Regions from separate parts of the Homo sapiens genome. Here regions 2, 3 and 4 are each linked to region 1. A link is a contact called in ENCODE Hi-C or POLR2A ChIA-PET data. All regions are on one chromosome and are shown on one strand. Each heading gives the region's core, a stretch centred on a gene start or an enhancer-like site at or near the end of the contact. The rest is flanking DNA. Distances are from core to core; before and after follow the strand shown. Region 1 holds the start of AKT3 (AKT serine/threonine kinase 3). Region 2 holds the start of SPMIP3 (sperm microtubule inner protein 3). Region 3 overlaps SDCCAG8 (SHH signaling and ciliogenesis regulator SDCCAG8). Region 4 has its middle 110 kb from the start of ZBTB18.

Evidence for each region. A loop is a pair of places that touch in the nucleus more often than their neighbours do. ChIA-PET counts read pairs that join two places held with the same protein, here RNA polymerase II (POLR2A). Pooled maps may share reads with other maps.
Region 2: a loop to region 1 is called in a pooled map, with 4 times the contacts of the local background. The contact joins the promoter of SPMIP3 here to the promoter of AKT3 in region 1. A Hi-C loop is called at or near these places in 1 of 37 single-sample maps with no recorded cell type and 2 of 50 pooled maps. POLR2A ChIA-PET finds 5 or more read pairs at or near these places in 3 of 52 experiments (HEK293, K562 and activated T-cell).
Region 3: a map of dorsolateral prefrontal cortex shows a loop between it and region 1 (2.4-fold over the local background). The contact joins the enhancer-like site here to the promoter of AKT3 in region 1. A Hi-C loop is called at or near these places in 3 of 168 maps with a recorded cell type or tissue (dorsolateral prefrontal cortex, head of caudate nucleus and prostate gland), 1 of 37 single-sample maps with no recorded cell type and 7 of 50 pooled maps. POLR2A ChIA-PET finds 5 or more read pairs at or near these places in 1 of 52 experiments (WTC11).
Region 4: a loop to region 1 is called in a map of endothelial cell of umbilical vein, with 23 times the contacts of the local background. The contact joins the enhancer-like site here to the promoter of AKT3 in region 1. A Hi-C loop is called at or near these places in 4 of 168 maps with a recorded cell type or tissue (PC-3, PC-9, chondrocyte and 1 more) and 3 of 50 pooled maps. POLR2A ChIA-PET finds 5 or more read pairs at or near these places in 2 of 52 experiments (AG04449 and H1).

What each region holds. Positions count from the first base shown.
Region 1 is chr1:243,848,787-243,851,981 of GRCh38, reverse strand. AKT3 (AKT serine/threonine kinase 3) reads left to right here and starts at 1,739. Exons shown (of 14, transcript NM_005465.7): 1 at 1,739-1,942. RefSeq lists an enhancer at 2,330-2,830.
Region 2 is chr1:244,350,690-244,353,884 of GRCh38, reverse strand. It overlaps SPMIP3 (sperm microtubule inner protein 3), which reads right to left and starts at 1,250. Exons shown (of 5, transcript NM_001012970.3): 1 at 1,151-1,250.
Region 3 is chr1:243,469,541-243,472,735 of GRCh38, reverse strand. The region is part of intron 16 of SDCCAG8 (SHH signaling and ciliogenesis regulator SDCCAG8); the gene reads right to left. Among named protein-coding and RNA genes, the nearest start is that of MIR4677, 120 kb to the right of the region's middle. Within about 2 kb of position 1,463, at least 3 of the 41 ENCODE cell types and tissues checked have a DNase peak (open chromatin) inside an H3K27ac peak, as active enhancers do; they include dorsolateral prefrontal cortex, where a contact is called at or near this core.
Region 4 is chr1:244,161,684-244,164,878 of GRCh38, reverse strand. No RefSeq gene overlaps it. Among named protein-coding and RNA genes, the nearest start is that of ZBTB18, 110 kb to the right of the region's middle. Within about 2 kb of position 1,543, at least 13 of the 41 ENCODE cell types and tissues checked have a DNase peak (open chromatin) inside an H3K27ac peak, as active enhancers do; they include PC-3, PC-9 and endothelial cell of umbilical vein, where a contact is called at or near this core.

The DNA.
Region 1 (3,195 bases), core at 490-2,989:
TAGCATGCTGGGAAATATGGGAAAAGGGGAAAGGCATGGTGCAGGACTTTCTCTCAGACGGACTGTGTTATCTTAAAATGGCAAATTTTGCTCCAGGGTGGTCAGGGAGACAAGTTTCCCTTACAAACGGAGAAAACTGACTTTTTTAAAAAACCCTTTTATTTGGTTTCCTACTCCTGTCCACAATCCCAACAGATGCACAGTTCATAAAAGATGTGAACCTGGAAGTATAAATATTAATACCACACAGTACATAAATACCAGGGGGCTACAGTATAAGAAAATGACTACCATAAGAGAGTTGTCAAGACATAGAAAAGCAGAGAATGAAGTGCATGTCAGGAGGAGGAACTCTTCTGCAGAAAGAAGCCACAGACATTAACAAAAATGTTGCAGTGGGAGAAAGTAACAGGTACATCAACAAGGCTAGAGCCACGTGGCGGGATAATAGGGATGCTGCCCAGGTGTTTCCAGAAGCGATAAAACTTGTAAACTTTTATAATTTTCTGAAGTGCGCTGCATGGTAAAATATGGTCATTGTGCAAAAAAGTTGTCCCCAATGCAGTCTCAGGAGTCACTGACTTCAAAATAAAGAAACGGTCTCTTCGTAGTAAATGTAGTACCTCGTGGCTTTCCCAAAGTCATTGAAAACGAATATCCCTAAAAAGGGTGTGATTTCAAGAGTGAATTACGATCCGCCCGCAATCTGTGTACCGTGTGTGGACGAATGCTTGCAGCGAGCGGTGCGGAAGGCTGTTCAGAGAGGTGTTTTTGGTCTGCCGTGGTCTCCTGGGATAGTCAGGAATGATTCTTGCTACGGGCTGACCCGGGTTCCCTCTTCCCCGAGGTGCAGGGGGTGGGGTCGGCTTCTGGACTGCTCCGCGCTCTCCGGTCCCTACCTCATTGGGCACCGCCCACTTCGTGGGCTTCCAGGTGCGAGCCCTCGCGCCGGGCCCATCTCCCCAAGGGGCCGCGGCGGACTGGAGGAGACGCCCGGGGCCTGGCGGCGCGCGCGTCCGCGGCCAGGGCGGGTGGGCGGATGCGCCGAGGAAGCGGCTGGGCGAGGAGCCTCCGCTCCCGGGCCTCGGGTGCCCGCCAAGGGCCACGCGGGCGAGGGGGAAACCCAGAACTTCCCGCCCGGGAGCGACTGCCCCCGCTCCCGGCTCTGGCTGGCTAGGGGGATGTTCTCGCGAGAGGAGAGGGGGCGCGGGGCACCGCTGGTTTGGGGGCGCGGGGAAGCCTGAGGACGAGGGCCGGGCAGGGAGGGGAGCAGAGGCGGCGGGCAGGGCCGGGGACGCGGGGAAGCCGCTCCCGCCAGTCGCCGAGAGCCAGCCCCTGACGTCAGGAGTTTTCCTCAAAGTCAACAACAAGCCCCGCGGCGACGGCGAGAACCGATCGGCGGCGGCCCCGAGCGGGAGGAAGGAGGGGGCGGGGAGGCGGCGGGGGGTCCCCTCAGCGAGGCGCAGCCCGGGAGGAGGCCGCAGAACCCCTCCCCGCGCCGGGCGCGCCCCGGGGCCCAGAGCCGCCGCCCCGCCGGCGTGACCCGGCCCCCGCCCGAGCGGTGTTTTCTGGTGATGAATTTGTAGCCGATATCCGATTCCCATGTAGAGTCTCCGCCTCCTCCTCTCCCCGCCGCCGCCCTCTCTCCTCCCTCCCCCTCCCGCCGCCGCCGCCGCCGCCGCCGCCTCCCGCTCCAGCTCCGCGGCCCGGCCCGGCCGGCTCCCTCCCTCCCTCCCCTGCAGCCCTTCGCTTGCCCTCCCGCCGGCCGCACCGGGCTCCAGGAGGCCAGAGGCTCTGTGGGGTGGGGGGAGGACAGGAGGGGAGGAGGAGGGAGGGGGGACCCCCGAGTCGCCCCCTCTCCTCCCCCCGCCCCCCCCCGGCTCCATCCTCCGCCGCCGCCCGAGCAGCTGCGGGGCCGCCACCGCCGCCGCCGCCGTTGCAGGTAACAGCCACCGCCCCCAACTCTAGCCCCCTCCCCGCCTGGCCTCCACTCCCTCCGGGCCCCGGGCCCCGGTCCGCCCTCCCTGCCTCCCTCAGGCGGGGGATGGCGGCGGGGTGGGGTGAGGCGGGGGCTTCTGGGTTGTCACCGCGCCGGGGGCGTGGGCGGGGGCTGGGTCACCGGAGGCTTCGGGTGTGGGTGTGGAGGCCGGGGGATGCCCAGCGCGGTTGACACCGACACCCCCCGCTTTCCGGGGAAAGCTGGGGGGCGGCGGTGCGCAGCGGGCCGGGGGAGGGGTGTTCCCGGCCTAGCGGTACCGTCTGTGTCTGGGCTGCCCCGGCCCGGCGCCTGCTGTCTGCGCAACTCTCGCTCCTTCCCCTCGCCCCTCCCCGCCCGGGCCGCGCGGCGTGGGGAGGGGGCGCCCGCCTGGACCGGGGGCGGCGGCGAGGTTATATAACGCGTGGAGCGCCGGTGTCAGTGTGTTTGGGTTGGGGGGAGGGAGCCGTCTGCCGCGCGCCCTGGCGCTGAGGCTGTCTGCGCGTGGGGTGGGGTGAAGGCGAGGATGCACAGGCGTCCCCGGGGTCTCCTTCCTTCCCCCACCCTTCCCCGCCACTGGCGCGCAGGAAAAGACGGCACTGGTGGGGTGGGGGGGGGGGTGTGTGTGTGGGAGGTGGGTAACGTGCTTGTCTGTGTTTTTAATAGTAGTGGGGTTTTGATCCGCTTGGGAGTTGTGTGCTAAGAATAGAAATGTGCGGAAGATGCTGGGTTTGGCTGATCCAGTGATGCTGTCGCTGCTGGCGGCGGCGGCAGCTCTGGCTGCAAGTAAACAGACCAGCCTCTTCCTTGTCCACCTCCTCCGGCGCATCGGTCCGCATCAGCCATGATGCCGGTGGGGCCCTTCAGAGCCCAAAGTTGAAGCCTAGCTGGTTGCTGTGTTGACCCTGACGCCGAGGCGGGGTCACCATCCCTTGTTTGGGATTTCCCGGGAATCTACAGTTAGCCTAGAGATAAAGAATCTCGTTGGGGCCAGGTTTTTCCAATACCGGTATTTACTGTTTATGTTCTGAAAGCAGAGGAAATGCTTACCCACAAGTCAAAGCTGGGATGCTCACATTTCTTCCATCAAAATAATGTTGTTATGAAAATAAAACCAACTCATTTCACCAATGTGGCATTTTGGTTGAAAGCCTGGTAGTTTGCAATTGATGAAGTTTCCAAATAGAAAGTCAACAGTGAAACCTATGCATCTATATTGG
Region 2 (3,195 bases), core at 1-2,500, 500 kb before region 1:
AGCCTGTGCGATGAGAGGCTGTTTAGAAGAGGGCTCGCAGCAATGAGTTACTTTGATAGTCCCCTGTTGCTTCTGTTTTCTCAGGCAGGCAGTTTTCCCAGTTCAGGAAGGTTGGTTCCCTTCTCCCCTGACTCTCACCAGTTCTGTAATGAATTCTGCTGCCTGAATACTCTTTCTTTTTTCCTTCTCTAGCCTAAATTAAGCCCATTCTTCAGGGCTTTGTTCAGGTCCTACATACGTTCCCTAGGAGGCCTCTCTTCTGAGTTTCAAATGGCCCATTTCCCTCCTGTGAATTCCCAGAGCCCCTGGGAGATTCTCCTACGCATTTTGGTTCTGAGTCCTTTCCTTTTTGGTTTATTGGTTTCTGAATTGATTTATTCATTTTATTATTTAAGAAAAATTAGTGACAACTCTCCACCAGGCTTTGGATAAGGTTCTAGAAATTCTTCAAACAACGAGACATCTGGGTTTTTTGTTGTTGTTGTTGTTGTTTGTTTTCTTAAACAGAGACAGGACCTTGCTACGTTGCCCGGGCTGGTCTCAAACTCCTGGGCTCAAGTGATTCTCCCACCTCGGCCTCCCAGAGTGTTGGGATTATAGGTGTGAGCCGCCACGCTTGGCCAAGACATCTGTTTTATACAGCACTTTGTCTCTTCAGGTAAAATGTGAGCTCCTAGATGTTGGGGACCACTTCGTTTGGTGGCCACGATCTTCACTCTCTTTGTCCTTCTCCTAACTCATTCTCTTGCAAAGTGTTCGCTGTCCAAGGAGTGCTTGATGCATACTTCAGAATGAGTGAATAAATCAATCGATCAGCTAACTCAGTAACCTGTTAATCTAGTTCACAGTTTTTAAAACCTAGGTCTTCTTGTATCACAGAGAACCAATTATCTTATTTAATATAGGTGTACCCGTTTCTAAGAAAAAAAAGACACGTTGAGTTAAAACTATGACAAGAATTCAAAGTTGAGAGAGATGAGTATTCACTTTCCAAAAGACATTTTTGCTTTACCAAAAGGCTTGCCATGAAGTTTCTTTATGTTGTGAGTTCCTGTCTCTAAAATATTTGAAATGCAGTCAACCATTTAGTAATGCAACCTCTAAATGAGGCGAGAGAGAGGTACAGGCAGTAACAACCAACCGCTATTACCTGCTTGGGCTGCCGTGGGCAGAGACCTCCTTGTTCTTAAAAGTACTCTGAGGACAGTGATGGGTACAGCTGCCTCCTGCTGCTGGATCAACTGCAGAGTGGCAGGGCCTGATTCCTTTACATCATTCAAAGGGTATTGTGACGCACACTGGCTTGCAAGGTTTTGCCAGGCAATGCCTTTCAGGTCCTGGGCTTAGAAAAAGAGTGCTCCTTTGGTCTCTAGGGAGAGACCAGCTGCACATGAAAGAAGGGGCAAAAATTACTGTGAAAAGGAAAATCATGTAGGCAAATAACCAGGCTATCTAATCACTAGAGCTTGCTTTCCTGTAAAGATTGTCCCAAGGACAACGTAAGGTGAAAATCTGGGTGGTGCCACACTGAGGAGTCCTGCCCTTTGCAAGCTGGAATTGAGGAAGGATGGTTTGGCACGAGGGGCAGATGAGGCCAGCCCCGCCTTGTCCAAGGTTAGGTCAGGCTCCAACCTGCTCCTTTGCAGGTATCAAAGGATAATTTTAATTATTTAAAAATATGCTGCAAACCAATCCATGGAGTATCACAACAGCACCACTATATAGAAGCAAGCCATAACCTGAGAAGAAGAGAGTGGCAAAAATATTTATTCTGACCAACCTCTGTCAAAACCAAACCAAACCAAAACGAAACACTGGCATTTTTTTTTCTTTTTTTTTTTTTGTGATGGAGTCTCTGTTGCCCAGGCTGGAGTACAGTGCCACAATCTCGGCTCACTGCAAGCTCTGCCTCCCGGATTCAAGCGATTCCCCTGCCTCAGCCTCCTGAGTAGCTGGGACTACAGGCGCGTGCCACCACGCCCGGCTAAGTTTCTGTATATTAGTAGAGACGGGGTTTCACCACGGCCAGGATGGTCTCGATCTCCTGACCTCATGATCCTCCCGCCTCGGCCTCCCAAAGTGCTGGGATTACAGGCGTGAGCCACCACACCCAGCCAACACTGGCATTATCTACAGTAGGTTGTCCTGGAAACAGGGACACTTCTCACTTATATACAGTTTGCAGGTTAGAATGTAAAATATTTCCATAAGATTCCAGAAGGCACTCAGGAGAGACCAGGGGCCAGGCTGGGTTCCTGCTGGGAGCTTAACCTACATGGAACAGGCATAAAATAATGTAATGACAGAGTCTTGGTGACAGCATTTTGTTGAAAGCAGATAAGCTAGGGAAAACTTAAATAAATATATGAGGACAGAAGCAACAAACTGGAACCACACTAAGAGAAAGGATAAATTGGTTTGATTTGTTGAGTGAGCACCACACGTTTTTTTAGCTATTAGACACACACCATCTAGAATCTCCACCACCACCATGGAAGGAGATTCTCTTTTGAAAATGAAGTATTTCTATTTGAAATGAAGGCTAAGAGAAGAAGCTACGGAACTTGCCTAACAGTCACACAACGAGGCCGTAATGAATCTATGATTTGAATCCAGCTATTTGACGTCAAAGGCGTTTTAAGAGTAATAACCAGTATTCTTCACTGAGGAAAAAAAATGAACAAAAAATCCCCATGTTCTTTACGTAAGACATACCTGGCAATATAACAGAAAGTACAAAGAAGAAAGTTTCACTCGCGTTCGTGTGAAGAGACAACCAAACAGGCTTTGTGTGAGCGATAAAGCTTTTTAATCAGCTGGGTGCAGGCCGTCTGAGTCCGAAAAGAGAGTCAGCAAAGGGGAGATAGGGGTGAGGCCGTTTTATAAGATTTGGGTAGGTAAAGGAAAATTACAGTCAAAGGGGGGTTGTTCTCTGGCGGGCAGGAGTGGGGGTGACAAGGTGCTCCGTGGGGGAGCTTTTTGAGCCAGGATGAGCCAGGAGGAGGAATTTCACAAGGTAATGTCATCGGTTAAGGCAAGGACCGGCCATTTTCACTTCTTTTGTAGTGGAATGTCATCAGTTAAGGCAGGAACAGGCCATTTAAATTTCACTTCCTCTGTGATTCTTCAGTTACTTCAGGCCATCTGGATATATACGTGCAGGTCACACCAGCAGGCTATCAGTAAAGTCCTCCT
Region 3 (3,195 bases), core at 214-2,713, 380 kb after region 1:
TCAGTCACACATTCTCCAGGTTTCATTTCTTTTTTTGAGGAAGCCTTTGCATTGTTCCACAGCAAATAAATTAGAATGTATTTTCATTGCTCGAAGTACCTTTGAGGGAAGCTGCAGTAGGCATGACAGCTTCCTATTTCCCACAGTTGACCATAGGTGACTCATTTTCAGCCTGGACACAGCTGACCATAAGTGAATTCATTTTTAACCTGGATGCTGCATTTCTTACTTGCTTCCGTTTTTGGGGTCATTGCCTGTGAGAAAGGAGGAAGGGCACTCTGCCCCCATGGTGTGCAGCACAGACCAGGTACTGACCTCTTTCTCCAGCCCTGGACTTAGAAACAGACAAACAAACAAAAATGCCCACCAGGTACTGACCAGCTACTCTCAGGGACTCAAGCTGATGACTTAATTCAAACTGGTTTGATGATTTAGTCAGATAAATGGACAGGTTCTTTGACTGAATCAACTAGCCATTTTATCTTCCATTAAGCACAATGTATGACACACCTGGAGCCTCAGGCTTTGTTATCTACCCCAGAGAGGAGGCAGACCTAACTATATCAGCAGCTAAAGACACTGCACTGCATGTGCCATGACCCTGAAACATCAACAAAACAAGATCTGTTTGCCCTAAAAGGCAGCTGAAATGTCCAAAGAGCCTTCCTATGAGAAGAAACTCACCAGATCTGTTCTAGTTGTGAGGTCTCACTGCTTCTCCCGCCTCCAGCCTCCCAAAATAAGAATGGCCTGAGAACCTGACCACAGTTGAAATACTGCCCATGTGTTGCCAGCCTCACAGTGTTTCAGTTCTCCAATTTACAGTATATTCATACAGTATTTAAATTATGTATTAGAGAGTAGAATCCTGAGGTCTCAAATTGCTGAGTAAATGGCACCTGTGACCTAATAGTCCAATGCTTTCACTAGTATGAAATTAGAATAATTTTTTTTAATGCCACACATGAGGTCCAAAATAGTGATGCTACATATTTCTCATGTGCTTAACACCTAGGACGACGTAAAACTCCCAGTTAACTCATTAAGAAATGAAAGATTTTCCATCTCCTGAGGCTTCTGGGAATTCTGATGGGTGGATACATCATCCTCCCTCCACCCCCCAACCCCTGATAGCAGGGCAGCCTCCTCCGAAAAGGCCTTTGTCAAGAGGCACGAAAAGCTGGCCTGCTGAGCCTGGACCCCCCGTGGAGGGCCGAGGGAGAGGACACAGAAGAGGACTGGGGCATTATTAATTACCAGATTAGGGACAGAGTAGAGTTCAGGCAGACACAGAGGCAGACAGAACCCACGAGCGTAATAAGTTGAAAAGTTCCGAGTCAAGTCTCAGAGTTCGAAGAACATTAAATGAAGAATACATAATACTGGGGGAAAAAAGGGAAGCAGTACCCGCCCGAGGGCCAATTGCCTCTCCAGCAGCGGCAAGGCTGTTCCTGGGCTCGCAGGACCATTTGTTCCATTACACAATCTCCTGAAGCCATTTAGAGAGAGCTCAAACAACTGCCTGTACCAACACGACACATGGCTTCCCATCCCGACTCTGCTAATCCAGACGCTCCAACCATCTTTCCTTAAGATGCCATATGGTTGGCAGAAGCCTGTAGATCTAGCAGCACATCTGCTTGTACGTTTCTTCTTCCCTCCATCCCCCAACAAAAGAGGGATCGAGAGACAGACTGAGGGGAGAGCATGCTTGTGTACCTCTGCCTATACAGATATTTCTTCTTATGCACTCTAACAACAACAACTATGAAAGAGATGACCAGGAAGTATTCAGGGCTCGATCATTTTTAACTAGAGAACATAGCGATTTTTCTTTTGCTTGTTGATGCTATAGAAGAAGATGAGAAAAACAAAGGGTGGACAGTCTCCTTTCTCCCAAGGATGGTGACTTTAAAATCACTTCAAAGCTCGCTCTCTCTGGGAATCCTTGTGATGCTGTCTTGCCACAGGAGGGGGACAGCACCCTTGCCTGAATCTATTTCTTCTCTTCTTTTCGGTCAAGGAAGACAGACAAGCTGAGAAACTAGCAGATACCCAGAGCCTGCTTTGTTAGCAAGCACAGCACGGCTGTATGCTAATGAGTCGGCACCGACACAGGGCTTTTTTGGTGTGATGAGCAAAGATTGTTGACACCGTTGAAATCCTGGCTCCCCTGGCCTGTGAGTGCACGGGCTGCTTCCTTGGAATCCAGCCCCCAGTGAGACAGGCTGCAAAAAAAAGAAAAAAAAAAAAAGGAAAAGGAAAAAAAAATTCTACTCTCCTAATGACTGAAATCTGGCCATTTGTAACTTAGAGCAGTTGGGAAAAGTGGGGGCATTAGAAAAATATTCCATCAGGCCAGGGATCAAAAGACACAGGTGAAAAGTATGGGTTTCCTCTGAACTAGAAACGAAACCTGGTGAGCACATGTGAGTGATGACGGCCAGGATGCTTTAGGAGCAAAAACCCAAAAGGCGGAGTGAGGGGGATTCTGAGGCCCCAGCCCCGTCGGGGCAGCTGGAGCACTTGCGCCACATCTGGGCAGAAGGCACTGCACACATGGGACAGCCTCGTTGGTGGCTTCATCTCAGTCAGGTGAAAGGCGAAGCATCTGATCTCCTTGTAAATCTGTTTAGACCTTGTGTTGTTAACCAGACATGGTTTTTCTTGTGTGTGGAACTATGATCCAGTGAAAAAACAAAGCAAATATTCTACTGTTGCTATACTTTTTTTTTTTTGGTAACAAAGAAGGGTGGAAAGGGGAGTTACATATTTTGAGTATGGGGCATGTTATCTGAAGTACCCCTTTACTTGCCAAGAAACTCTGAGAGATAGGTATTATTATTCCAGTTTAATAGATGAGGAGACTGAGGCTTAGAAGACTAAAAAAAAAAAAAAAAAAAAACCAACACTTTCGCAAAGCCCTGTAGCTAGGAAGGGACCAAACTGAAAAGGCCATGCCTATCTCCTTACAATACGCTAGGTTCCAGATGCACACATGCACTCGCAGGCAGATACATTACCTCATGAATATGCCCAGGGTCCAATATGCCAATCTGAGCAGATCACTGTGAGCTGGTGAGCAATAAGCTAGTTATCATTAGTATGCAGGCAGGGGCATCAAATTGTAAATTCAGTTTACTTGTAATCCACAATATGAATGAAAATTCATGTAACTGAAATGTAAAAACATGA
Region 4 (3,195 bases), core at 294-2,793, 310 kb before region 1:
AATACTCAAACTCATGAAAACATCAAAAAGCACCCAATGCACTGCCCTACAAGGCTAGGGTAAAAATATTAAGAGGCCATCAATGTATCTGCATAGGATTGATTTTGCATTTCACGATGATTCATTAGCAAGAACAGGTGTTTGGAGCACAGGGACTGCGTCTTTGAGAGGCTTTAGTAGGGTCTAAAGTTTCACTCAGCATTGATCATGTGAGAACACTTAATCAAAGTGCATGATTAGTGGAGAGAGTTCTGTGAGCTCGTATGAATTTGGTTTGCTCTCTTTCCAAAGGGTAGCTTTTTGTTCAGACTGACAGTAGATGTCATTGATACCTCCTGAAGGCACAAGAGCCCGCTCTGTTTTGGGGGTTGCTCCAGACCTGCCTGGGATGTGGGAGCTCTGCTCTGACCATGGAGCACCCTAGACATGAGACAACCATATCCATGCCCAGTGACACCTATGTAAGGTGAGGGGCCACCAATCCCCAGGGACCACCCCAGAGGAGAGGCCAATATGGATAATGCCAAAAGCGATGAAGATAGTGTCATGTGGCTAGAAACACCTTCAGCACAGCCTAAGAATATTCAGAGATGCAAACTGAAGAAATGCGGGTAATGGCAAAGGCATTCGAAGAATCTCTTAGCTCTGGGAGTATACACAGGAGGAAATCCTATCTAGGAGGGAAGTGAGTCAGAGCCTGCTTACCACACTGGAGAAGGACAATCAGGTTTTAGAAGAGTCTTAGTACTTTATATCCTTGGGCTTTAAAACATTCTCTGATTTTTTTCATTTTTGATTGTTGAGTCCTGGAACAGTTATCAGGAAGTGCCTTTGGTGAACCCAGCTATGGGGAGAGGAACAGGTCTGGGGCCAGGCTCTGAAGGACAAATGCTCCGGACAGTGCTAGGAGGCCCCCGGAAGGCATTTCCGATGTACCCAGTGCCTTTCTGGAGAGTTGGCAGCAGTTCAAGAACTGTGCCTTATCCCGTCTTGTTAGGATATAAAACCGATGCTGGATATGGTGCATTGAGGCAGGTGGTCTGTAGTTTACATGCTACTTAAAATTCTGAAGCCACCTACAGTAAATGCTTGAAATAAATTGTGGGAAATCACTTGAATAATCTTGCAAACATCCATGTAATGCTTAAACAAAGGCCACCTAGAGACCAGGGAAAGGCTGCTGGAAGCCAGTGCACAGTTTACCTGGGAAGCCCCAGGGAGCAGCATGGGGAAGATGCTGGGAAATTACCCACCTGAGCTTCAGGCCATCCCCATTCATTCTGTTCTTTTTTTCTCATGATATATCACCCAGCCTAATCTCAAATTCGCTCTCAGAAATGGGGGAAGGACATCATTTCAGTTTTCGCAAAGTAACTGATTAAATCCCAGGTTTAAAATGCCTTGGTGAACAGAGTTCTTTCTATGCAAAGGATGAGCCCTGAATATACTATTTCCTTTTGGCCTGTGGAGGACTCTAATGTGAACGATTCTGCCATGTGGTATGAAATTCTCACGTGAATCATTGATGGCCTTGGAGAAAGGAAAGATCCTGATGCACGGCTCATCTCCTTATGAGGGAAATGGCAAACGAACCATAAAAGCAAGCAAATAAACCAACATGTGCCCAGGGAAACAGTGGCCCAACAAATCCTAAGCCATCAGAAGCAGTGAGATGTCCCTAGCAGGAATCCTCCCAACGGCAGCGCTCAGAGCTCCTGGTTAGAATTTCAGTTGTTGCTTATATAATTTCAAGTGATAACAAGAAGCTATTTTATTACTCTACTGGGTTCAGACTCTTGATCTATACTACCACCTTGAAGGATCATTTCATGTGTAATTTAGCAGCATTTATCTGATATGTGTCCAACAATAACTTACCCATTCTCTGTGGGTCAGCCTTATGGAATCTCTAGGGAGGCAGAGAAAGAAAAGAGACTGTTCCCACTCTCTAGGACTTCACGGTCCATGAGAAACAGAGACCAGCAAATCCACAATGGCAATCCGGGGGCCACACCGGCTGGGCAGAGTACAGAGCATGTCAAGGGTCACAGATCAGGGTAGAGGAGGGGCGCCGAATTCAGCCCTGGTGGGCTCCAAAAGGAAAGGTGTTGGGAGCAGAACATACTTAAGGTGAGTTTTCATGAAGAAATAGAAGTTAGCTAAGAGAAGAGGAGGAAAAAATGCACTCCCAAATAAGGAGGAACTGAGGCTGAGGATGGGATGTGTCAGGGAATAAGGCCCTTTTGGACACCTGGCTGTAGGGAACATGGGTGTGGGCCTCTGGGAGAAACTGAGGGAGGTAGAAACCAAGCAATGAAGATTCTTCTAGGCTACTAAGGATGTTGCCATTTACTCTGAAGGCCGTGGGGAACCCAGCATAATTAGGCTTATATTGCAGAAAATTGACTCTGGCATCAGTGTCAGAGGCATTTGAACCAGAGCAACTCCATCTTGAATAGGGGTGGGGTAAAATGAGGCTGAGACCTACTGGGCTGCATTCCCAGATGGTTAGCCATTTGATGTCACAGGATGAAATAGGAGATTGGCACAAGATACAGGTCATAAAGACCTTGCTTATAAAACAGCCTGCAGTAAAGAAACTGGCCAAAACCCACCAAAACCAAGATGGCGACGAGAGCAACTCTGGTCGTCCTCACTGCTACACTCCCACCAGCGCCATGACAGTTCACAAATGCCATGGCAACGTCAGGAAGTTACCCTATATGGTCAAAAAAGGGGAGGCATGAATACTCCACCCCTTGTTTAGCATATCATCAAGAAATAACCATAAAAATGGGTGACCAGCAACCCTCGGGCAGCTCTGTCTGTGGAGTAGCCATTCTTTATTCCTCTACTTTCCTAATAAACTTGCTTTCACTTTACTCTGTAGACTGGCCCTGAATTCTTTCTTGCGTGAGATCCAAGAATCCTCTCTTGGGGTCTGGATTGGGAACCCTTTCCGGTAACATCAGTATAGATGACAGATCAGAGAGCAGCAAGGCTAGAGGTTTAGGATGAGGATGAAGGTGGGAGATCAAACGATGCTTCATCAATAGAATTGAACACAATGGATGACTCACTATATAGAGAGACTGAGGGAAAAAGAGTTGGGTGTGATGTCCAGGTTTCTGATTTAGACAAGCAGACATTTGCTTAGAAATGCAACATTGAGGGATATGTCTTAAAGATGACAAA